Linked DNA regions of Mus musculus: all the other regions are linked to region 3. Evidence: chromatin loops called from intact Hi-C (ENCODE). Cell type or tissue: gastrocnemius. All regions are shown on one strand.

What was found. A loop is a pair of places that touch in the nucleus more often than their neighbours do. Peaks named below come from ENCODE experiments on the same cell type or tissue, not always from the same donor. Only the 100,000 strongest peaks of a DNase experiment are listed, where the experiment ranks them.
Region 1: a loop joins it to region 3, with 2.9 times the contacts of the local background. A loop is called at or near these places in 13 of 42 quality-filtered maps.
Region 2: it touches region 3 in a loop (6-fold over the local background); 6 of 42 quality-filtered maps call a loop at or near these places.

Annotation. Positions count from the first base shown.
Region 1 is chr7:18,960,497-18,968,496 of GRCm38, forward strand. Nova2 (NOVA alternative splicing regulator 2) reads left to right here. Exons shown (of 4, transcript NM_001029877.3): 4 at 1-4,823. Among named protein-coding and RNA genes, the nearest start is that of Gm38952, 7.0 kb to the left of the region's middle. In gastrocnemius, no CTCF peak of the experiment used is centred here; a DNase peak (open chromatin) is centred at 3,062.
Region 2 is chr7:19,019,783-19,027,782 of GRCm38, forward strand. It overlaps Foxa3 (forkhead box A3), which reads right to left and starts at 3,757. Exons shown (of 2, transcript NM_008260.2): 1 at 3,567-3,757. The coding sequence starts at 3,635. Sympk (symplekin) reads left to right here and starts at 4,595. Exons shown (of 27, transcript NM_026605.2): 1 at 4,595-4,724. In gastrocnemius, a CTCF peak has its summit at 3,888 (motif pointing left); DNase peaks (open chromatin) are centred at 2,596, 3,745 and 4,540; H3K4me3 peaks cover 2,788 bases; H3K27ac peaks cover 1,801 bases.
Region 3 is chr7:18,893,783-18,901,782 of GRCm38, forward strand. It overlaps Ccdc61 (coiled-coil domain containing 61), which reads right to left. Exons shown (of 14, transcript NM_001033314.3): 4 at 7,137-7,294; 5 at 5,776-5,931; 6 at 153-363; 7 at 1-67. Among named protein-coding and RNA genes, the nearest start is that of Ccdc61, 13 kb to the right of the region's middle. In gastrocnemius, a CTCF peak has its summit at 3,003 (motif pointing right); DNase peaks (open chromatin) are centred at 3, 251 and 2,943; H3K4me3 peaks cover 785 bases; H3K27ac peaks cover 655 bases.

The DNA.
Region 1 (8,000 bases), 67 kb after region 3:
CTCCATCCATTCCTAGGTCTTCCAGACCCTGCTCTTCTCCATGGCTTTGGGGATATCTGGCCTCCTTGTTTCTATCCCTACAAAGGAGCTGGGAGGAGAGAGACCACCCAGATGATGCCTACTACAGCCTTCAAGCCTGGGAGGCCCCCCCTACCCCGTGCTAGAGAGCCACCCCAAAATCAAAATGTGAAAATCCCTAGAAAGCAATAGCCTTCGAGGTACCTCGCACTGACTCCCCCTCCCCCAGCCCTTCCACAGGAATGGGAGGCTATGGCTTGAGCACTGGGGTGACTTTTTTCCATGTCCTCATCTCCCCAGTGAGGGGCAGGCCCCATTTCCTTGACACACCCCCATCTCCCACCTCCTATCGCTGCTGCCCCTTTATCCCTAATCTCCACCCTGAGCCCAGATGGAGATTTTAGTGCCAAAACAATTCTTGATACCACTTTGTACATATCTTCTACAGTTGGGGCTGCTGAGATTGGAGGTGGGGGCCGGCCCACAGGGCCATTGCTCCCCTCCACCTCTTAAATGACCTTACAGTATTTCATGTAGCTCCACCTGCATGTGGGTAGTAAAGTATCTAGCTGGAATCCCCCCCCCCCCGCGCGCGCGCGCCCGTAAAACCCTCAGGCTCCATGAGGAGGGGAAGGAATAGGGGTGAAGCAATGTCCAGGATGGGTAGGTGGGATAAAGACACTCTATTTGTAAATCATCTGTGCCCTCTCTTGGACAGCCTGCTTTCCATAAGCCCATTGGCTGGAGTCTGGGTCCATTCCCTGTGTGACATGCCCGTGTTCTCAGGGATCCATTCCCCCACCAGCCAGGGCTATCTGAAAAGTAGTTTGCTAGCTTAGTAAGCTGGTCCACTCACCATGTTGGTGAGTGAGGAGTGGCACACCTCCCCACCCGCATTGTACCCTGGGAAATTCCATCATCTTCCCTATCCCTTGAAAATCCCTTCTGAAATCCAACCTCAGTCTTTCTGTACTGTAGTTGGTCCAGAAGGGATACATAATGCAGGTCAGGGATGAGAATTACTTTTAAAATAATAGTAATAACAAAGCTCATTCCCCGCCCCTTCTGCCTGTTAGCCAATCAGATCGCAAAGGATCTGACCGGCCTCCTTGCATCCCACTCTTCAGCACCAGTAGGTGCTTAGTAAGATAGTTAAGTGTTGCCTGCATTGAACTGTCTCATCTGCCCTCCTGCTTCCGATACCCCTGCCCCCAGCATTCTCCTCTGCCTCCCTAAGGCCCACTGGGTTTTCCTCTTGTGGTTGCCCCTCCCCCACGGTTCTCTGTCCTGTCTCTACCTTTGTCTGTATTCTTCTCCTCCTGAATTCTCGACTCTCATTTCCCCTTTAAAAGCAAAAAGTGCCAAACTTCCTCGGAACTGAGCCGATCTGGGGTGGGGGGATGAGGATCTTAGATGGAGGGAGGAAACCACCTCTCTTAGAGGGGGGGGGGCCTTAAGAGGCAAAGAAAACACTTTAGGATGCTGAGCTAAATTGGATCCCCTTCCTCGTTCCTCTCACCCTGAGTTTTTTCTTAGAATCTTTATAAGAAAAAAAGAAAAAGAAAAAAAAAACATTTTCAACTAACCCCTACTTTTTTGGATTCCTCTCCCCCAAATTCCACCAGCCAAGGAGAACCCCCTTTGCCTTTCTCTGGGCAAATCCATTGAAACTGGGGATGGAGAGAAAGACTCCACCCTCTTTTGCTAGCCCAACGGGGTGGCTGCTGGGGAAGGACCTCAAAGCATGACAAGAGGGGTTCGAAAGTGCCAAATTTCACCTTCTTCATCCTGTCTTGGGCAGGGCTCTGAGCCAGCCTGCCCGGTCATCAGCTTTGCCCTCTCCCAGCCATCTCTCCGTGGGCGGGAAAATTTTGCCGCAATAATTAGCAGGGCAGGGATCGGAAGGCAGGGATTTTGCAGTCTCTGTCTGTACTGGACTTGGAGGTGGGAATTATGGGAGCGTGGCAAGAGTCTTTAAAATGGTTGGGGACCTATACTCGGAATATTACGGTACCACTTGTTTTCCCACGGTATTTTTTTTTTTTTCCTCTCTCCACTCTTGACCAACCAAATCCCTTGGAATATCGGACCTCCGTTCCCACCTCAGTTCTGTTTCTTCAGCCCGCCCCTGTGGCCAACACCATCCTTATTACTTTATGGCTAGCTGGTCTCCAGCTATTTGAAAAAGGAGAGGAGGTTCTCCCTTGCATGGACTCTTGCTGTTTCGAGCCTAACAGGTTAATTTGCAAAAGCGTTCACCAGAGCAGCGGTGAAGGTGGCAATCTAGGCGTCCAGGATGCTCCACTAGGTTGTACACCTGTCGGACAGCCAGACAGGCCTTCTGCCCAGGGCATCAGCCCCAAGCGCCATCCGGAATTGAGGCCGGCGTCGTCAAAACCTGAACTGGTTGTCACCATGGGGGAGCACAGAACCGCAATACCCAGGTCGGGGGGCAGAGAAGCCTGGTTTACGCTTTGTGGAGTGTGGACACCGAGCCTTGCGGTCCGAGCCCTCTCTCCACCACAGTCAGCGGTCTCGATGCCCCAGCTGGTGTGTCCGTTCCATCGGGTCCCCACGGCTATCATCGGAGGCATAGACAACCTCCCGCTTAGTGGCAGGAGGGAGGGAAAGTCTCTGGAGGGTGGTGGTGGTGAAGACTGCTGGTTTTTAACCCCTTCTCAGACAGTCTAGGACACTGGTCTCCTTAGAATTAATATAGGGAGACCCTCCTCCTTCCTCCCTTCCCCCCACCCCCTCCCACCCCCCACAAAACCACCAACCTCTCATCTTCTAAGTGACTCCATCACCACCGGCCACCACGGGAACCTGCGGCCTCATTGCTCCAGCCCGCCCCACTCGACCGTCAGACTCGCTCCATCGAACTCTTTTAATTAACCCTTTCTGTGTTCATCCCACGGAAAACCTGTGTGTCTGGCAGGGAAGCCAGGGGGGTGGATGCTAAGGGCAGTTGCTACCTTCCCTCCATCTCCTCCCAGCGCCCATGCCTCCCCATGCCATGCCCCAATCCTTATCCCTCACCCCTTAGGATCCGCCTCCCCTGGGGGCACAGGGATCTTCTAGAAATACCTTTGCAGTTTGGCTTTGCAAAGGCCGGCCTAGGGGGCGTGGCCTCCCCATCGGAGCGCTCACTCTGACTGTCCTCCCCGTTGCCCCCACCCACTCCCCACGCCTTCATTGTAAATAGTCACTTTTGTACTTGGTTTGAGCCAGGCGACGTGGGGAGTGTCTCTCTCTTTCTCTCTCTCTCTCTCTCTCTCTCTCTCTCTCTCTCTCTCTCTCTCTCTCTTATTTGTGTTGGCATCTCAACTCCTGGAGGCATGGTCCACATCCCGGTTCGATTTGGGAGAAACCCAAGGTGTGCCCCGCCAAAATGTTAAGGATCTCGAGAGAACAGTATTAACTCGGACAGCTGGCTGGGGTGCACAGGTCCTCCGACCGGGAGGAGGGAGAGAAAGCCTTTGTTCTTGAGATCCTGTGAAATGGGTTCGTTCTCCGAGCTTTCTGAAGAACCTTGGTGGAGCTGAGAATTGAATCTCTCCTCTGCTTCCTCTGTTGGAGGCTGGCTCAAAAAGAATGGCTTTGGGATGGGGCAGTCTTTGGAGAATTGACTGCTGAATTCTTCCTGGGACCTGAAGCTAACCTCTGGTAGGCTTGTTTTCTTGCAAAGAGGTAGTCAGATGAACATCCCTCTCCAACCGTTAGAGGAAAGGTCCAAGCCCCGCGGCTGGCCCTGCCTGCTGCCACTCTGCCGCATTATAGTTTGCGGGTGGGACGGGCAGTGAAGTGGCCATGCCTCCAGTTTCTCCATTCAAACCCCTCTTAACTGATTTCCTTCCATCCTCTTTGACCAGCGCCGCCGCCCACTTCCTCTCTGCCACCTCCAGAAGCTCTTGGCTGGGGTCACCGCACTCTCTTCCCTATCCCCCCATCGCCATGCCTGGGCCATGCCCACATCTCCCACCCACTCACCCACCCCCCAGTGTCCGTTGTGTGACCTAGTGCACCATGTATTAGCTTCCATGGACCCCCCCCCCCACCTACCCACTCCCCGCTCCCACCACACCCCTCCCCCACCCCTTCTCCCTCGGCGACTTCACCTTTTTTTGCCGCGATAAACGTCATCTCAGCATCTGTGTCTAATGTTGTCTTTTTTGCTTGGCATCACACACGCCTTCTTAACCCATCCCCTTCCCTCTCCCTCCTCCCTGACACCTCCACCCTCATCCTCAACTCTTTTCCCCTTTGTCCCCCATCCCCCACCCAGGGCTCTGGGCATTTAAGGGAGGGGGGACCTTTAAGGATGGTCTCAGAGGAGGGAGGGGTGTGTTCTCTGATTTGGGTGAACAAATGAGAGTAAGCATGGCCAAAGAAAGTAAGTGTTTCAAGGCTGAACTTGTCCATCCAATATCCAGTCCTGGGAACCATGGTCACCAGCAGCCACACATACACAGAACCCACAGACAGCTCCTGGACACCCGTGTCCACTGGGAGCAGCTCCTCGACTCCAGTAGCACCAGAATAGCCCGGGGCCAGGTGCTTGGAGCGATGCAAGACCCCACCTCAGACCCCTGAGATTTTGCCCATCTGAGCCACCAACCTTGCCAACTGTAGAATGAAAAGGTTTTTTTTTTAAATGTTATTTCTACATCAATTGTTTATGCTTGAATTTAATACATCATTCACTTTTTAAAGGGTTTATTAAGCACCTATGTGTAAGGCACTGTTCTAAGTGCCAAAGTTAGAAAATGAACTAAACAGACCCAAACATGTCTGCCTTCAGGGAATGTGTGTTCTACTGGAATCCAAATTCTTTCTTAACCTAAAGCCTGGCACACAATACACACACACACACAGAACACATCTGGGGGCTTCAGGCCATCAGCCAGAGGGGTAAGTCTGGCAAACACAGAACCAGTTCCCAACCCCTGAACAGCATTTGCGTGGGAAACTCTGGCTTGAGAAAATCCAAGATGGCACCAGGCGTGGCGGCGCAGGTTTGTCATCACATCACAGGAAGAGAAAGGGAAGTGGATTGATTAGCAAGAGCTGGAAGTCAGCTTGGGGATTCCTGAGGGCTGGTGGCCAACCTGAGCCGTAGCTAATGAGTTCCCAGCCAGGCTGAGTTACATAGCAAGACCCTGTCTCAAAAAAGCTAAAGAGAAAGAAGAAAATAAACCCAAGATAGGGTCTGGTTGCTATCGCAAGCAAGCCTCCATGGGCATGGGGTAGCCACAGCCAATTCCCAACATGCACTGCTCCTTTGTGTTAACTGCCTCTCCCCCTGGATGGGTTGAAGGATGCAGCCCCTGAGAAAATGCTTAACAAAAATGACCTGCATTTTAGAAGTTAACCATGATGCTGGAAACCTGACATGGAGACAGATTGTTGGAAGTGTGTAGGCTGCGTGTTCTACAGGGAGTGAAGAAGGGGGATACGGCCCAGAACACCTCCTATCCTCTCTGGGTCTGAGTCTCCACAAATAGAAAGCGCCCTTCATAGGTGTGCTTACCTTCTGGAATATCGTATAAGGATGTGTCGATCACTTCATCAGCGTCTAACAACACTGCTTAACAGGCGGTGGTTACCTGGAAGCTCCCCAGCTATAAAAAGCAAAAACCAAGAGAGGAGAGGGTGGGAGGAGAGAGGCTGGAGACCCCGACAAAGTAAGAGATCCCGATGGGGCTGAAGAGAAGTGCGGACCTGAAAATGAGTATCAACTGCTTAAGGAGGTTTCATTCATGCATGTGTTTATCCATTCATCCCACAAATGTTTGTAACCAGAGTGTAATGGTACAGATTTATAATCTCAGCTACTTGGGAGGCTGCAAGAAAAGGTTTGGAAGAAAGCTCAAGGCTTGTCTGGGCTATAGAGCAAGTTTAAGAATGGCTTGAATGCTGGGCAGTAGTGGCGCACACCTTTAATCCCAGCACTTGGGAGGCAGAAGCAGGTGGATTTCTGAGTTCGAGGCCAGCCTGGTCTACAGAGTGAGTTCCAGGACAGCCAGGGCTACAGAGAAACCCTATCTTGGAAAAAAAAAAAAAGAATGGCTTGAAAAAATTCAGTGAGAGCCTATTTCAAAATTATAAATACAAATTTGGCTGGTATATAACTTAGTGGTAGAGCCCCTGCCTAAAATCCCCCAGTGAGGGGCTGGGGGTGTGGCTCAGTGGTAGAGCCCCTGCCTAGAATCCCCCAGTGAGGGGCTGGGGGTGTGGCTCAGTGGTAGTGGCCGCAACTATCAAACTTCAGTTCCCAGGTTTAATCCTTAGTGCAGCTTTGAGAAGCCAGGCTTGGAGGCTGTGCTCAATGGTACACACAAGCAGATCTCTGAATTTGAGGCCAGCATAGTCTAATTAGAGAGTTCTAGACCAGACACAGCTGCACAGCATAAGGGGGAAAGGGGGGGGGAGTATAAACAGGATGTGTGGGTGGTAAACACCTGTAATCTCAGCATTTTCCAGGTAAAACAAAGAGGATTTTCAGTTCAAGGGCAGCCTCAGCAAGTTCAAAACCTAGTCTACAAAAGACTTTGCAGGGGTCGATGCACTAAACACATAACCATCAGAACTGTATGTACATACAGCAATCCATATCTGCTCAACTCCCAGCACACAGTAGGTTCTCAAACCATGAATCACAGGTTCCTATGGTCCTGACCTGACACTATCGAGAAGTTATTTGGAGGCAGGGCCACTTTAGAAAGAACGATTTTCCACCTAGAAGTGGGTGGGGCACTATGGGCAGCTCTGCTGACCTCTCTGGCCTTGGAGATGGAAAGAGGAGGTCAGGACCAATGTGAGTTGTTAGTTGATGGGCGTAGAACAGTGGAGGCAGGTGATATTCCTGAAGTGAGATGGAGGAAAATTGCAGAAAAGTTGCCTGGAGCAAAAGAAAGAGTGCAGGGATGGCAGCAGGAGGGAAAGAGGTTGTCCAGGTGAGTGTGTAAAGGGCACAGGTCACTGCATGTCACACTCTGGAGTCAAGTCATTCAGAGAGGAAGGATATGAGGGATCCCAGCTGAGACCCAGGATTGATAGTATCAGGCCATCCTGGGCAGTACACTGGGTACAACCCCAGCAACACTGTAAGACCCTGGAGAGGGAGGTGGGGATGACAGGTGACAAGAAAAGAAAAAGGTGAGCTTCTACTTGCCTTAGGTGACAGGAAGTGCTGGCTGCCCACACTACACTGGGCCCACACTACACAAGGGCCCACACTACACTGACTGTAGCAACGAACTGCCAAGCTGCCTTTCCCTCTAGTCAAGCTTCCCGCTAAGGCGTCTGATTGATGGGGCCAAACTCCGACCACACAGCTTCCTGGGAAATGTAGTTTTAGCCTTCTGCCTCAGCAGCCCCTGCCAGTGTACTAGCCCTTCGAAAAGAGCTCCAGTTTCGCCACATTTCTGCACGCACTTTCCCAATCAGTGAACTTGTCTCGGTTTCCATTTACACCTGTCTCTCACTTTCAGTCTTTCTGTGAATCTCTCTCTGGTTTTAGGTTGGTTTCTCTCTCTCTCTCTCTCTCTCTCTCTCTTTCTCTTTTCTTTCAGGACATACTTTATTCTTTGGCAATTCCATACTTGTATACAATGTATCTTAATCATACCTCTCCCTCTTCTCCCACAACGCCCCTCAACAGGATCCCTCTCTCCTCCATGCCCTCTCCTTTTGGTTTTGGGGTTTTTTGAGATGTGGTCTCACTCTGTAGCCTAGGTTAGCCTCAAGCCACCCTTTTGTCTCAGCCTCTTCAAGGTTAGAATTATAGGCTTGGGCCTCTTCTCTGAGCTGTTTTTGTTTGTTTCTATTATTTACAGATTTAAAGACTTTTTTTAAAAATTATTTTTCATTGTTTTTAATTAGGTGTCTTTTAGGTGTCTGTGGGTGGGCGTGTGCATGTGAGTGGAGGTGCCCGGTGAAGAATAGGAAGTTCTCCTAACTGCCGAGCCATCCCTTCAGTG
Region 2 (8,000 bases), 130 kb after region 3:
CATTAGCTGGACTCGAGGTCCAGAAAACAAAGGAACCTGCCAGAACAGCGAAGAGTCACAGGCAGGTTACAACCACCTTCACCAGACTCTCCAGTTAGCTCTTTTTTTTTTTTTTTTGGTTTTGGTTTTTTCGAGACAGGGTTTCTCTGTGTAGCCCTGGCTGTCCTGGAACTCACTTTGTAGACCAGGCTGGCCTCGAACTCAGAAATCTGCCTGCCTCTGCCTCCTGAGTGCTGGTATTAAAGGCATGCGCTACCACGCCCGGCTCCAGGTAGCTCATTTCTCCTTCCCTTTGACAAGAGCGTTAGGCAGCCCAAGCTAGCCTTGAGCTAACATAGGATAATCTCCAACTTCTGCCGCTACCTCCCAAAAGCAGAGATTACAAGCATGGGCCAGCAGGACCAGCACAGTTGGTTTCTACCATGCTGGGGACAAAGCCAGGGCTGCCTGCACGCCAAGCAAGCGTTTTACCAACGTGATCCAGCCTACACCCCAGATAGCTTTTTTTGCTCTTCACATTTTTCATTATATGTAGGTATCTGTATGTGGATATCTGCAAGTGAGTGTGGGTGCTGGGGGCGGGGGCAGAAGAGGGTTTCAGCCTCTGGATTGGGAGTTACAGGCAGTTGTGAGCTGCCCAATGAGGATGCTGGGAATTGAACTCAGGTCCCCTTACAAGAGCAGTGCCCTACTCTTAACACCTGAGCGCCCGCTCTCTTCCCCTCTCTGTAGCAGCCACAGGAAGCTCCTTCTAGCAGACGAGGATGGCCAGCCCCTACTGCCCCCACCTCTCAGTGCAGACTTTACAGGTGTTGCCACCACACAGGGCTCTGTAAGCAGTTTTCTGTTTGTTCTCTCACGGTCTTCTTCCCTCCTCTCCCTCCCTCCTTCTGACACAGGATCTTACTATACTGCCCTGGCTACCTTCAACTGTGTGGCAATTCCCCTGCCTCCCCCTCCCTTGTGCTGGGATTAAAGGTGTTTACCACCCCCACCCCCACCCCACCCCGCTCTCCCGCTGTCCAGTCCTGTGTCTGGACCCTAACTCTAACCCTCCCCTCCTCCCCGTCTATCTCCCCAGTCTTCTCTCCTCTCACTTAGTGCTTGCTTGTCACTCACTGCCTCAGTCTCCCTTCCTTGGTATTCTCTTTCTCCCTTTCCCCACTCCCCTTGTCTGCAGTAATTCTTTGTATTGCCATCGCTCCAGGAGCCCAGTTCCTCCTCTCCTCCATGCTGTGGTCTTCCCACCCTGGTAGGCTGTTTCTGTCCCCACCTCCGGTCTTCGAGGGTAAAGTGTTGGCCTCAGGGGGATCCACACAGCCTCTTAATCCCTTGGCACCTCACTCCACTTCTCCAACTTTAGGACACCAGGGCTTTCCTTTTCTGGCTCCCCACCCACCCGGAAGTCCTTCTTGAGGTCTGACCTCAAGCACTCCAGCTGCTCTCATCCACCCTAGGCTTTCCCACGCCCCATGGCTGGGATGAACCCCTGACGTCCGGGTCTGAACCGGATCTCCCCTCCCTCAGGGTGCGGCTGAGAGTGGGGGGAAGCCCTCAGGAGACCTGCCTCCTCACCTGGGAGTCTGGAATTTCTATTTGTTTCCTTATTATTTCTGGAGAAGTGTGTGCTAGTGAGCAAAGCCTGGTGACTTACCAGTTCCAGAACCAACCCACCCCAGCACACTGCAAGGTGCCTTACTGCCCTTCTCTGCAATTGGGGGTGGGGGCAGAGGGGAGTTGTTGGGGTAGCTGATGTGTATCTAAGGTCCCAGGGAGTTACTCCGGGATGCTCAGTTTCTGAGAGCCGGCTAGCCAGAGTAAGACACAGGTATCCACTTGCCCCCCACCAGCAGTTGGGGTTTTTTTTTTTTTTTTGTTGTTTTGTTTTTCTGTTTTGTTTTTTTTTGTTTTTTGTTTTTGTGGGGCGGGTGGCCTTGTCCATTCTTAGTTCCAGATGAATGTACCCCACCCACACTGTTCTCAAGAGGGAGGTGGGCTCTCCTGTGCTGTGCAGGTGCTGTTGGTGCCCTGCGGAAAGAAGTCAGGGGCACCTTCAGACTTTAGCTCCAAACCTTTCCATTAGTTCGTTTTGTGGATACTTCCAAATGACATGTAAGCTGGCCCTCACCTAACTCTCCTTCCCCCAAAGTCTCATTCTGTAGATTAAGCTTGCTATGTAGTCGACCTTAGAACTTCTCATCCTCCTGCCTCAGCTTTCCAAATGCTAGGTTTACAGGCATGCATATCCACAACTGGTCTGTCAATTTCCGTCAGCCTCTACATACACTGTCTCCTCAACTGAGGGCTGGGGAGCATTCACACAGTACTCCCAAATTTTAGTTTTTCTTCTCTAGAACCCTCAACTAACTTCTTCAGATGTGTCCCCAGAAGGACAGACTTGTAGTTGGCTCTCTTAAATCCAATGCTCAAACTCCCAATGACCTGAGATACCACCCTGGCTTCTGCCTTCCTACAAAGTCACCAACACCTCCAGCCCCCTCCCTTTCTACTTCTGCACACTCCCAATTCCTTCCCGGTCAGCTCTGCCCCACCTCACACCTCACCAGACCTAGGACAGGCCCCTCCCGGGCACCTCGCCAACTCCAAGACCAGCTACCCCTAGGGATCCAGGAGTCCAATTCCACAACTTGGAAATACAGACCCTAGCCACCTCCCTCAGCCGCTGAAGCTTGACTTGTTCGAGAGCCCCCCCCCCCCACCTTAAGCCGTCTATGTCAGGAGCTCATGGGTCCAGAACCTCGGCCCTTCTCCCCACCATCACAATATGGACTACAGGGTGCAGAAGCACTCGGACAAACGGGAGTTAGACGTGAAGAGGGACTTTCTGTTTGTTGGGGTGAAGGAATTAATGTAAGTCTAGCAATGCCTAGATGGTGTACATTCTGGAGAGCCCCTGCTGAGGGTCGGGGTAAGGATGGCTGACTCCTGCCACACAGATGTGGATCCTCTTGTCTTTTGATCTTCCAAGGCTGACGTCATCTGAGGACTAGTCTACCTAAGCCACCTGTTACATTAGATTCCTCAGAAGGACCCCCGACCACCCTATTTGTGCCCCTACCTTAGCTCCTCAGCTGATCTTTATCCCGGAACCTCAATTCTGACCCCCGACTGCCCGAAGTCCCCCAACCCCCGTCTTCAACCCTGAATTCCGGCACAAACTTTTCCTTACTGCGGACTACCAATGCCTCTTAGTCTCTGTATTTCTCCTCTCTACTACAGAACTCATTTCTCGAGGTCCTCCAGCTCTATCGCTCTACCCTAGAGCTCCGGTTCCCACCTCCAATTTGTTCATTCGACTCAGGGGCTCGACACCTTTCAAGTATAACTTCGAGGTTTCATTGCTAACATTTTCTTCCGTTGGAAGCAAGCCTTCGCATGGATCTGCAGTCTAAATCGTTCTCCCAAACCTTGTCCCCCGACTCCCACACCTAGAATCTGTGTCCTCAGGTCTGTTGCTCCCACCTGGGCCCACACCACAGCGCCTGCTTGCATTTAAGCCCCACACCTGCCCCCCATTTCCCGCTCCGCCATCCCCGAGGACACACCTCGCCCGCCTCCGGGTAGTAGCTCCACTCGGCCAGGTCATGAGCCTCCATCTTCACTGAGCCCAGCATCCCCGGGGCCTGCGCCCCCACACACCCAGGCTGAGGCCCCCCTGGGGGAACCGAGTGCTTCGGTCTCTCTACAGGCACTAGCCCCGAGTTCCGACCTGAGGCACACAGCCCGGGAGTCCCGCTGGCCCAGGCGCCTTGGGAGGCAGCCACTTTTTATAGCCGGGACACCCCCTCCCGGGCCCGCCCCGGGCTCCCCGCCCGCCTCCCCGAGCGCGGCGCCCTCGGATTGGGGCGCCCCCTGCGGGATCTCAAGAAGAGAGACCTCAGGCACTGGGAGCCTCGGTCCTGGCACCTGGAAGCTTGCGATGGATGAAGAGTCGGGGACTACAAGGCGTGGGGTAGAGAGCCACACCCTGCTGATCCCAAAAGCCCTAGAGCAACAGAGCGGGAGCCGGGGAATCTTTCTGCCTCTAAGTGTTTCATCATCTCCAGCTAAAGGAGGGAAACTCTAGAACCCCGCATGTCTTCCACGAAAGAAAGGAGGTTGACAGAGCTCAGGACTCCACAAGTCCCTATACAACACCGTTTAAGTAGCCCGCAGAGATTCCTGAAACCACATTCCCATTGGACAGACAGGAAGACTGAGGCTTTTGACGTCTGCGAATGTTGCAGGCTCCGTACAGAGTCAGGGTCGGCGGTGGAAAGGCTCAGGGCTTCTGCTCAGACCCCATTAAGGCACCAGATCTCCTCTAAGACCCAGAAACTCCACTCACAGCACTCTCCACTCAACGTTAGCCAGCCGTCTAGGGAGAGGGACTCCGGACCGCTGGGAACTCCATTTCCCAGAAGCCTTCGTTCCCATTTCCGTCCGGCGCCTGCGCAGCGCGGACTACATTTCCCAGAAGGCATGGCGCTCGAAGGCCGGAAATGGCGGCCGCTCCGGTGGACGCCCGGGGAGGGCGGGCGGCTGCCGACGCGGCACGCCTTAGGGGCGGGGACCGGCCGCGGTGCCGGACTCCATTTCCCGGCGGCCCTACTAGTGCAGCGCCTGCGCCGTGTCACGGCGGCGGGCGGAAGATGGCGGCGGCGGCAGCGTCTGCGGAGAGGCGCTGCTGAGGGGGCGCGAGGGGGACAGAGGCCGGAGTCGCGGTGAGCGGGTGGCGGCGTGAGGTCCTGGGGTGGGGGGAGGGGGGGCGCTGACAAGGCCGGGGCGCGAGCGATGGGGAGGGCCTCGGCGAGGGCCGGGAGCAGCGGGGTCGCGGGCCCCCGCTTCTTCCCACACTGCTCGGGACCCATCCTTGCCTTCTTTGGCTTCCCGGTCCCCCGGGGCCAAAGTTCCACCGTGGCCGCGCAGACCTCCTGGGCCACCAGCCTGGCCCTGGCTCGTCCCCCGCTCCGCACACTGCTGCACCGGGCCCTTCACTTCCCCAGACTGGCCGTGTGCGAAGCTTCCCACCTCCGGGCCTTTGCACAGGCTGTTCCTCCCCAGTGTCCCCCGCCCTGGAAACGTGCTGTTATCCTTCGGCCTAACTCCCTTTCATCTTCGGGGTTGGGGGGCTCGGCACCCCACGTCACTGCCCCTGCAAAACCTCCGTTTGCCTCCCTCCTTCCTCAAATCCGCCTGCTGAAGGCTCTCCTAGGTCCCCTTGCCTTGCCTTCTCGTCACGTGTGGTCGAACTTGTTATTAGGATTTTATTTGTGTGCTGCGTGAGGAGGTCCCTGACCCTGGGCTCTGTGTAAGAGAGGACAGAGTGTGTCCTGGTGCCTGCCTCCCAGCACAGCTCGCGCCCAACATACACTGGTGTTGCTTAGGCGATGCTCGTTGAATGAATACAGAAAATACAAAAAACAAACAAACAAACAAACAAACAAAAACACTTGGAGATCCACTCTTTAGGATAACGGGAAAGTCATCGTACTTCCTGGTGGGAGGGGCGGTTCAATGCTGAGCACACAACCAGAGAGGGGAAAACAGTGTTAATGTTTCTGATAGCCAGACTGCAAACATCCCGGCTGTCCTTCAGTGGGAAGTCTAGCAGAAATCACTATATTTACGTAATAAAATGATTTGCAACCGTGGAAAGAAAGGAAGGTGGAAAATAGACTGAGCTCAGTATTTACTAAGAGAAAAAAAAGTGAAATAGAAAATAGTTTCTATAAAGTTGACCATCAGCTTGTCTTGGAAGTTCACATGCGTGGATTCAGCCAATCTTAAGATTGAAATAGTCAGGAAAATGGTTTACACTGACTTTAAAATTTTACATCCTCCCTCAACAATACAATGTAACAACGTTGTTTACATTGTATGTTGAATTAGGTCATCTGGAGGTGATTTAAGCCAGACTTGATGACACAGACCTAGTTAAGAGACTGGGGCAGGGGGATTACAAAGTTACTTGGCACACAAGTGCTCTTACTATACAAGCCCTGAGTTCCCCAGCTAGCACAGCCTAAGAGATGATAACAGTATGCTAGAAGGTCTGTGTAGCACTTGAACACACTGGGAATGGAGCATGGGGCTTTGTGCATAGTAAAAACCTGAATACCAAGTGAGCTATGTGCCCAGCCCAACAGTGCCTCATCCATCACCTCCTCCTCCTCCACCGCCACTACCTCCAGGTTTCTCTTTGTAGCCTTGGTTGTCCTGGAACTCACTTGGCAGACCAAGCTGGTCTTGAATTTGTAGAGCTACGTCTGCCTCTGCCTCCCAAGTAACTGGTATTAAAGGTGTGTACCAGCACCTGGCTTTCTTTCTCCCCCACCCCTTTTCTCTTTCTCTCTCTCTCTCTCTCTCTCTCTCTCTCTCTTTCTTTCTTTCTTTCTTCCAGCGACTCCAGATGGGTTTCAAACTGAGAGCGTCTTACCTCTGCCCAGAGTGCTGGGATTAAAGGGGTATGTCACCCTATCTGGCCAAACAGTGCTGTTTTAATTTACGGCCTGATTTTTGATATGAAGGGAGTCCTGGGGGTCAATTTCTGATACCGATAGGCAGCTGAACATCCATTTTACTAATTAAAAAAAGAAAAAAAGAAAAACAAAAAAGAGAAATAGGAATATATACTCAAGACAAAACAAAGCCCAGAAGATTAAAGAGGAAGGGGAGTTTTGCTGGTTCTTGGTGTATCATCCAGAAGGAGGGTGGAGTTCCTTATGTTCTGGTTCCAGGAGCAGTGTGGTATGTCATGTGGCCATGCCCCTTGGCTTAATGAACAGACATGTGGCATGGCAATGGTCAGAAGCATGGAACAAAAGGAATGCATTGGATGTGGGGTGTGTGTGTGTGTGTGTGTGTGTGTACATTTGGAGTAGGGAAGGCCTCACTAAGGAGGCCCTCTTCTGGGGGCAGAAGAGGCCAGCTGACAGCAGGGTGGCCAGAGGGAGGTGGAGGCCTTGAGGACAGGGCTGTGGCTATGGCCCTGACTCTAAGCAATATGTGGAACTGACCGGCAGCCTTCACATCTTTTTTTTTTTTTTTTTTTTTTTTTTCTTAGTTTTTCGAGACAGGGTTTCTCTGTATAGCCCTGGCTGTCCTGGAACTCACTCTGTAGACCAGGCTGGCCTCGAACTCAGAAATCCGCCTGCCTCTGCCTCCCAAGTGCTGGGACTAAAGGCGTGCGCCACCACGCCCGGCTAGCCATCACATCTTTAAAAAGATAAAACTTAGCCAGGCTAGTGGCTCATGCCTTTAGTCAGCACTGGGAGGCAGAGGTAGGCAGATCTCTGAGTTTGACGCCAGCCTGGTCTACATAGGGTTTATAATCCACTTAGACCTACCAAATTACTTCCACTCCATAGCTTTAAAGAAAAAGATCCTGGCAATAAACTTATTTATTTGCATGTGATGTCTAGCAGGGGTGTTGCTATTTAGTTTATAGGTTAATCCCATTTAAAATGAGTTACCTCCACCAGAGGTGGCAGCACATGCCTTTATTCCAAGCACTCGGCAGATGAATCTCTGTTCAAGGCTAGCCTTGTCTACAGAACAAATTCTAGAACAGGGTTACACAAAGAAGCCTTGTCTCGAAAAAACAAAAGAGCAAAAACAAAACAAAAAAGATAACAAAACCTTAGTTACCAGCAATATTGTCTTCTAGATTTTCAGTTGCCCCATTTATATTTAGGAGTAATCTAAGCTGGCTTTTTAAATTTAAGTTTTATGTTTATTTTGCATATATGGACTATTGCTTCTATTTATGTCTCTGCACCAAGTGTATGTGGAGGCCAGGGTCTCACATCCCCTAGGACTAGAGTTAGAGTTTTGAGCTGTCCTGTGGGTGCTGGGGATCAACAAACTCAGGTTCTCTGGAGGAGCAGCCAGTGGCTTTCACCAGCTGAGCTGACTCTCCAGCCTCAGTTCTATCTTTTAAAACACCTAGTTTAGCCTTTTTCTCTTCTTCACACTGTATCCAGCTCAGTGTAATCCTC
Region 3 (8,000 bases):
CCAGCTCGCTGTTCAGTGTCTTGAGCCTTGCACGCAGATTGCGCTCCGATGCCTTCACCTCCTCGAGCTGCGGAGGGAAACAGGGACCGCTGAGGTCCAGAGCAGGCCGACGACGTCCACTGCGGCGCCCCCTCCCCGCATCCGCCCCTCACCTCCTTAGCCAGTCGGCGACTATCCTGGCTGCGGCGGCCAGCAGCCCGACCCCCGAGGCCACGCTCCTGCCGTAACTCCAGCTCTAGGCCCCTCACCAGCCCACGCAACGACTCGGCCTCCTGGCGTGCTGCCCGCCCCGCCAGAGCCTCCTCTCGGGAGCGGCCCAGCTGTGCCTCCAGCTCCCGCTTCTCAGACGTCAAGCGGGTCACCCTGCGAGGTGGGAGAGGGGAACTGAATACTCTGTGAGCCCCTGCTCGCTGCTCCACAGTTGGCAACCCCCCAAAGCCCCCCCGAAGAAAGAGGAATGCAGTCCCCGGGGAGGGGTCTGTTCCTGTCACCTCCCTCCGAAGCAAGAAGGATGCTGAAACCACTTCACTTTCACCCTAGTGACATGGTGACCTGGGTAAAAGATGCCTGCAGCAAGCCTAGGCCAACTGACCTTGTTCCCACCTCCTAGCTTTTCCCAGCCAGATTTTCTATTTGTCAGCCAAAACCAACTGATTAGGTCCCTACCCTGCTCAAAGATCCTTAAGAAAGCACCACATACACAAGGCTCTCCTTCCCCGCTGCTTATAAATAGCAAGAAGCAAAGGTAACCAAGTGTCCAGGGACAGAACTAGTTGAATTTCCCTGCGCATCCACAGTGAAGTGCCTTCGTGACAAGAAAGGAGTGCTGATTTTCACTATTTTACCCAGTGTAGAATGTATGCACCAAGTCCTCTTTGTAAAAAGAAATGGGAGGGACTAAAAATTATCTGAGTTTGTTCGTATTTTGAAAAACATAAATGAAAAACGTTCAAATAGAGAAGGAGCCGCCTATGCGGAGAGGGGAAGAACAGACAGAGAAACTGGACCTCTCTGGATGCACCCCTAGCTCCAGCTTTGACTCTGGAACTATGAAAATACTTTGTGTTGGCTCTGGTTATATTGACCAGGCTGATCTTGAATTTCTGAGTTCAAGCAATGCTCCTGCCTCAGGAACCAGGGCTGGAGGGAGGGGACAATCAACAGGCTCCAAGAAACAAATGTACTTAAAAGAAAGAATAACACTGCAGAATTCTGATGTGACTAGAACACAGGGTTTTAACAAGTGGGATACAGAGATTCAGGGCAAAAGAGGCTGCAAAGAAATCTAACCTTTATTCCAAAGTCTCACTAGTGATTGCATTGGTATTGTTCAGAATAAAGAAAATAATTGTTGGGCTGGAGAGATGGCTCAGAGGTTAAGAGCACTGACTGCTCTTCCAGAGGTCCTGAGTTCAATTCCCATTACCCCCATGGTGGCTCACAACCATCTGAATGGGATTTGATGCCCTCTTCTGGAGTGTCTGAAGACAGCTACAGTGTACTTACATATAATAAATAAATAAATCTTTAAAAAAAAAAAAAGGAAGGAAGAAAGGAAGGAATTGTTACTGAGGCTGGAGAGATGGCTCAACAACTAACAGCCTTGGCTGTTCTTCCAGAGGACCCGGGTTCAATTCCCAGCACCCTCCTTTTTTTTCTTTTTTCTTTTCAGTTTTTCGAGACAGGGTTTCTCTGTGTATCCCTGGCTGTCTTGGAGCTCACTTTGTAGACCAGGCTGGCCTCGAACTCAAAAATCCACCTGCCTCTGCCTCCCAAGTGCTAGGATTAAAGGCGTGCGCCACCACTGCCTGGCAATTCCCAGCACCCTCAATGGCAGCTCACATCTGTATTGTAACTCCAGTTCCAGAGGATCTGACACCTTCACACAGATAGGCATGCAGGCAAAGCACCAATGCACATAAGATAAAAATAATCATTAAAAAATTGTTACTCTTTGGAAACTATGATTTTTCTGCATCAGAGAAACCTGGGTGCAAAATCAAGGAAAAAGTAAGAATAGACAGTATATTCTTTTTCTAAAACTATACTTGTCTTCTGGCTCTTTCCAGTAAGGAAAAAAAAAATCTAAATGCAACAACAGATCATGTCCAAAACAAAACAAAACAAAAAAGCTGGGCAGTAGTGGCACATACCTTTAATCCCAGCACTTGAGATGCAGAGGCAGGCGGATTTCTGAGTTCTTAGGCCAGCCTGGTCTACAGAGTGAGTTCCAGGACAGCCAGAGCTATACAGAGAAACCCTGTCTCAAAAAAATAAATAAATAAAAATAAAACAAGATAAAATAAAATCATGCTAACATTACCTCCTGATAAAATAAATAAATAATTTTGGAAAACTAGTGATAGACCACCCACCTAGTAACCCGGAATGAGACACTGGGGGCGTGGCTCAGTGGTAGAGCCCCTGCCTAGAATCCTCCACAGAGGATTCTAGATCAGTGGTAGAGCACTCACTGAGTATGCACAATATCTGGGTCCTATGTCTGAAACTTAAAAAATTAAAAACTCCTGGGGTCCTTCCAAAAGGATATAGAACCCAACATGAACAGATCTACCTGGCCAAAGACAACACCAACATGAAATCAAAATCCACTGTAATGAATGTATCAGGTCACATCTATGAGGTGAATACTGTTCCCCGCCCCTTCCAAAGTGCCCAAAGATATCCATGGCCTTCTCCTAAGCCTGTGAGCATTCCACTGTTTGGCAAAAAGTGACTTTTTTAGATCTGCTATGAACGGTGAGATGAAAGGCCTCTCCTGAATTATCAGGGCAGATCACAACCTGAGATTAGAAACAGAAGAAGGGAGGGGAATGTGACCTCAGAGGCTCAGACCAGATTGCCAGGACAGAAGCCAAAGCACAGCTGCAGCTGCCAGGTGTTGGAGAGGCAAGAAAGGGATTCTCCCAAGGGCCCATGGGAGGACGGCCCCACTGACCCCTGCGCTGCAGCCAGTGAGCACCATTTCAGACACCAGCCTCCAGAGGGAGCCAGAATACACTTGTAGTGATTTTTCATTTGGTTTTATTTTTATTGCATTTCTTTATTTGTGTGTATGCACGAGACACAACTGCGTGTCATAGCATTCATGTGGAACAGAAGGCAATGAGTGGGGACTTGATTCTCCCCTTCGACCACGTGGGTCCCAGAGACTGAATTCAAAGCAGCAGGCTTAGTGGCAAGCACCTTTACTGGGTGAGCTATCTCGCTGACCCCATCCAATGTGTCGTTTTTGCTGTTGCTGTTGTTTTATTTTGGTTTTCGAGATAGGGTTTCCTCTGTGTAGCCCTGGCTGTCCTGGAACTCTCTCTGTAGACCAGAACTCACAGAGAACCATCGCCTGCATCCACAGGATTAGAATTTTATGTGTGTGTCACTGTACCCAGCAGACCACTCCAGTGTTTTGAGCTACCTGTCTATGGAGAATGGGAGCCACCTCTATATTCTGTCAGAGATGAGCAAAAATGAAAGACTCAGCACTGATCACTCCTGGGGAAACACACCTCAGGGGCATGCTGCTTTACTCCAGCCAACAAGAGCTCAAAGAATCATGGACTTAGATCATCCCCTAATAGACGTCAGTCTAGCCAACAGGCTCAAGAACTGACAAAATGTGGTGGCACACGCCTTTGTTCACAACACTTAGGAGGCAGAGACAGGTGAGTCTCTGAGTTCAAGTCCAGCCTGGCTTACAGAGTGAGTTCTAGACCAGCGAGGGCTACACAGAGAAACCCTGTCTCATACAAGGATGGAAGGAGGGGAACAAGACAAGAGCAAAACACAGTGGACACCTATAATCTCAGTACTTGGGAGGCAGAGTCAGGGATAGCCTTGCCTAACTAGCAAACACATAAAATAGTTTTGTTTTGTTTTGTTTTGTTTTGTTTTTAAAGTAGGTAATGTATACATGTATACATATACACACACACACACATACACACACACACACACACACACACACACATACAGTGAGCACACACTGAGCAAGGCACATCAGTAATCCCCACTCTCCGCATGCCCTTCCTTCCACCAGCCTCTGTAGAGCGGGTACTTGTCAGCGTGGCCCTTCTGCCTTCTGCCAGGACTTCCTCCTGAGTAGCTCCTTGTGGGGAGGTGGTAACACAGGTGGTAACACAGAGCAGAGGGAGGAGGGCCAACAGATCAGGGTAAGCCTGGTCTGTGTAGCAAGCCTTGGGCTCCAAGAGAAAGAGGGACCGGCAGAGTCAGGACAGGACAGGGGGAGACACCAGCAGCTCAGAGATTTCAAGGTACCCTCTCCGTACCGTGGATGGGTAGAGGCCATAACCTTGTGGCCAATTTGGGAGGTGCATACAGGTACGGCCTAGTGGAAGACGAGGTCGCAGCCTCCCACTGTGTCCTTCCTCCACCTCACCTCTGATCAGCAGCACCCATGGGGCCTGCTACCCTGTATATTCCCACCCTCACTCACTCCTCTCTGGCAGCATTCAGCACTCAGTCTGCACTAGCACCTATGTGCCAACAGTGCCAAGATTCTGGCTTCATCCAAGACATAGCCTGCAAAAGTCACCTAAGATCTCTGAACTGGAACCTGGTGAAGACGGCAATGCCTGTCTCACAGGGCATGTCTGCTGTGAGGATAGCCACTTTCTGAACTCCATGGATCCACACATGTGCACAAACCCTCACACAGACACAAATGCATAATAAAATAAATCTTACAAAGAATACCATGGGAACTGAAACGTGACTTGGTTAGGTAACATACATGATGCTCTGGGTTCGATCCCCAGTACCACATAAACCATGCCAATCAGGAGTTCAAAGCCACCCTTGACTACAGAGAGCTTGAGGTCAGTCCTGAATATCTAAGGCCTTGTCCAAAAGAAAGAAAAAGGGGGATCAAAAAGATGGCTCAGTGTGTTTGCCGGTCCATAATGCTTGCCTGGCAACCTGAATTTGCCTCCGGAAACCCATGTTACTATAGGAGAAAACTGCCTCCACACACATGCCATGGTATGTGTACCCAAAAACATACACACACTCACCATGCACATGATAAACAAAGAACATACTTAATGTTTTTAATGTCACTAGTCCTTCTTAAAGAATTGGCCATTTCCAGGGGGAGCCCAACCCTTGCCTATAAATGATAGAACACAGCAGGAGTCAGCAAGGATGCCAGGAGCCTGCAATCTCTTCCTGTTCCCACCATAGTCCTACCTGCCTCGAGGACTGCATATGCTGCTTTGTCTACCTAGCACACTCTTATACTCTTCCTAACTCTTTCACTTAACCCACTCAAGACCTAACGGATCCTGGTCCAGCTCCCTTCCTGCCTCTTCCTCACCTCATCCCATGCAATAACATGTTCATGTGGCAATTGTTAACACCCACTCCCACTTGGCTAGGTACCCCAGGCAGAGAGCCAGGCGACACCAAGAGGTCAGCGTGTAGGCCACTCAGGCCACCCTTCCTTCCAGCCTCTCATCACCTTTGCTGATGTTGCTTCTGCTTCTGAACCTCTCTGGGACATGACCCCCCCCCCCCAGCCCTCCATATGCTGAATCTTTATCTGTGCATCTCCCTCACTGGCCTAGAGGCCCAGAAAGACAGAGCCATGGCTGTCAATCACTGCTGAATCCCCTGCACCCAACAAAAGGCAGAGAGGCAGAGCTGAGAAGGAAGAGAGCCAGTGTTCCCAAGGAGACAGATGATGGGCAGTGCCTGTCCCGTCTACCACATCCCCATCCACCACACACACCCCAGACTCACTGCTCCCTCAGGTGCCAGATCTCCGTCTCCCGAGCATCCTGGCCGCCATTCAGCCCTCGAAGATGACCCAACTCCTCCTTCAGTGAGCGGATGATGCCCTGCAGGACCACAGGGTCAGGCTTGCCCTGGTACGGGAGGGGCAGCGGGTAGTGAATCCTGAGAGAGGGGATCAGAACCGTGGCATCTCAGAGGCCAAGATCCACCCACCTGAGAGCACAGGTGCCTGTAAGCCAAAGAGCACAAGCACTCGCGGTCCCCAAGAGCTTTTATTTTGAAGGTTTTGCTTGTTTGGGTTCTTGAGACATGGTCTCTCTGTGTAGCTCTGGCTGTCCTAGAACTCTCTATGTAAACCAGGCTGGCCTCGAACTTAAGAGATCCACATGCCTCTTCCTCCTGAGTGCTGGGAAGTGGTTGATTCTAGGTGCTTTGTCCCACACACCACTGTGCCAAGTCATTCAAGCCCTGGTGCCCCTGAGCTTCTGCCTCCAGGATCTGGGGACACCTAGCTGGACGGTGCTGTCTGACTGTCCTGTCAAGCCTGCAGGGTAAGCACTGTCACATGATCTCTACAGGAAGAGCTATCTTCAAACACAACCCAACCTAGCCTCTCCCGGGAAGACAGTGGTTGGCCTGAGCTAAGTCAGCCCTGAGCTGCAGCAATGGCAGGATGCCTTCAGGTGGGGCCCACCATGCGGGTCCTATGGGATTGCCAACTTCTCAGTCACTAGCCCAGGCACCAGGACACACAGACCCTGTTACCCAGCTACTCAAGAGCCATTCCTGACTAGGTGTGCTTGTTCCATCCTGTAATATCAGCTCTCAGGAGGCTGAGGCAGGAGAACTACCATGAGTTTGAGGCCAGGCTGGGCTACATAGCAAGACTCTCTCTTTAAAAATAAAAGTGAAGGGCACAGAATGACTGGAGCAGTCAGGAGCACTGGCTGCTCTTACAGAGGTCTGGGGTTCAGTTCCCATACAAGACCAGCTAGTCTATGCCAATTGTGAGAAGTCTGCAGAGGACTTGCACAGCCCTGTCCCTTCTTCTTCAAATACACAAAGAACAAACAGAAAGCTCTCGAGTCCCTAAGAGGAATCTGAGCTGTGTGGTAAATGATTATGTTTAAAGCACTTGAGGATGTACTCATGGGCAGAGCACTTGCCTATCATGTACAAGGCATATTCAACTGCTAAAGTAAGGAAACAGGTACTGGCCAGTCTGTCACCTGCAGCCAGTCACAACAAGAAAATGACACAAAGCCCACAGACTCTGCAGGTGAAGTAAAATCATTCCAGCCTCCTGGCACTGGGGCTCCTCCCACCCCTGCCACCAGCCTGGGCCCTGAGCCCGCCCCTGTGCCCACCTGTCAAACTCCACCGAATAGATGAGAATGAGGTAGCGTTTGGAGTTGAGCTGGGCCGACCTGGGGGCCAAGGCACCTGGGCGGCCTCCCAGCTTGCGGCTGCGCAGAGACTCCAGGTCTGTGTAGGTGAGCAGGTCCAGGGTGACAGACTCACTGCTCTGTGGGAGAGGAGGAGGGGAGATGCGAAGGACATTCATAGCCACCATGGGACCATGGCCACCCTCCCAGACACTGTGCCAGGTCACAGGGTGCCTGAGCTCCTAACAAGGAGGCTGGTGGGCATGAAAGACCCAGGACAGGCACGAAGACATGATTGGAGGCATACGCTGGAGAAAACCTACGTACCAAAGCACCTCACACCTTCCTCAGAGAAACAACACATGCCCTTCCTGCTGCGCACAGCCCACTAACGAGGCCAAAGAACTAGTGAGGGATGAATGACCCCTTAGCAGAAAGTCAGCCAAAGCCTGGGCGTAGAAGCACACGCCTGTCTTCTCAGCACTGCGGAAGTGGAGGTGGGAGGATCAGGAGCTCAAGGCCATCCTCAGCCAAGTCTAAGGTCAGCCTGGGCTACAGGAGGTGAATGAAAGGGAAGGGAAAGAAAAGATGGAAAGATGGAAAAAAGAAAGATGGAGAGAGAGAGAGGGGGAGGGAGGGAGGGAGGGAGGGAGGGGAATTAGAGAGAAGGGGTCAGGAAGAGAGAACTCAAGCCAGTGACAGCCAAGGATGACAGGGGCCAACACTTGGGTTCTGGGTAACTAACTCCTGAACACTGGCTTCCCACACAGACAAAGCAGATGATGGAGTAGTGCAGATCACACATCCCGGGCAAAGTGCAAGATCCATCGGTGCTGTTTGGAGTGG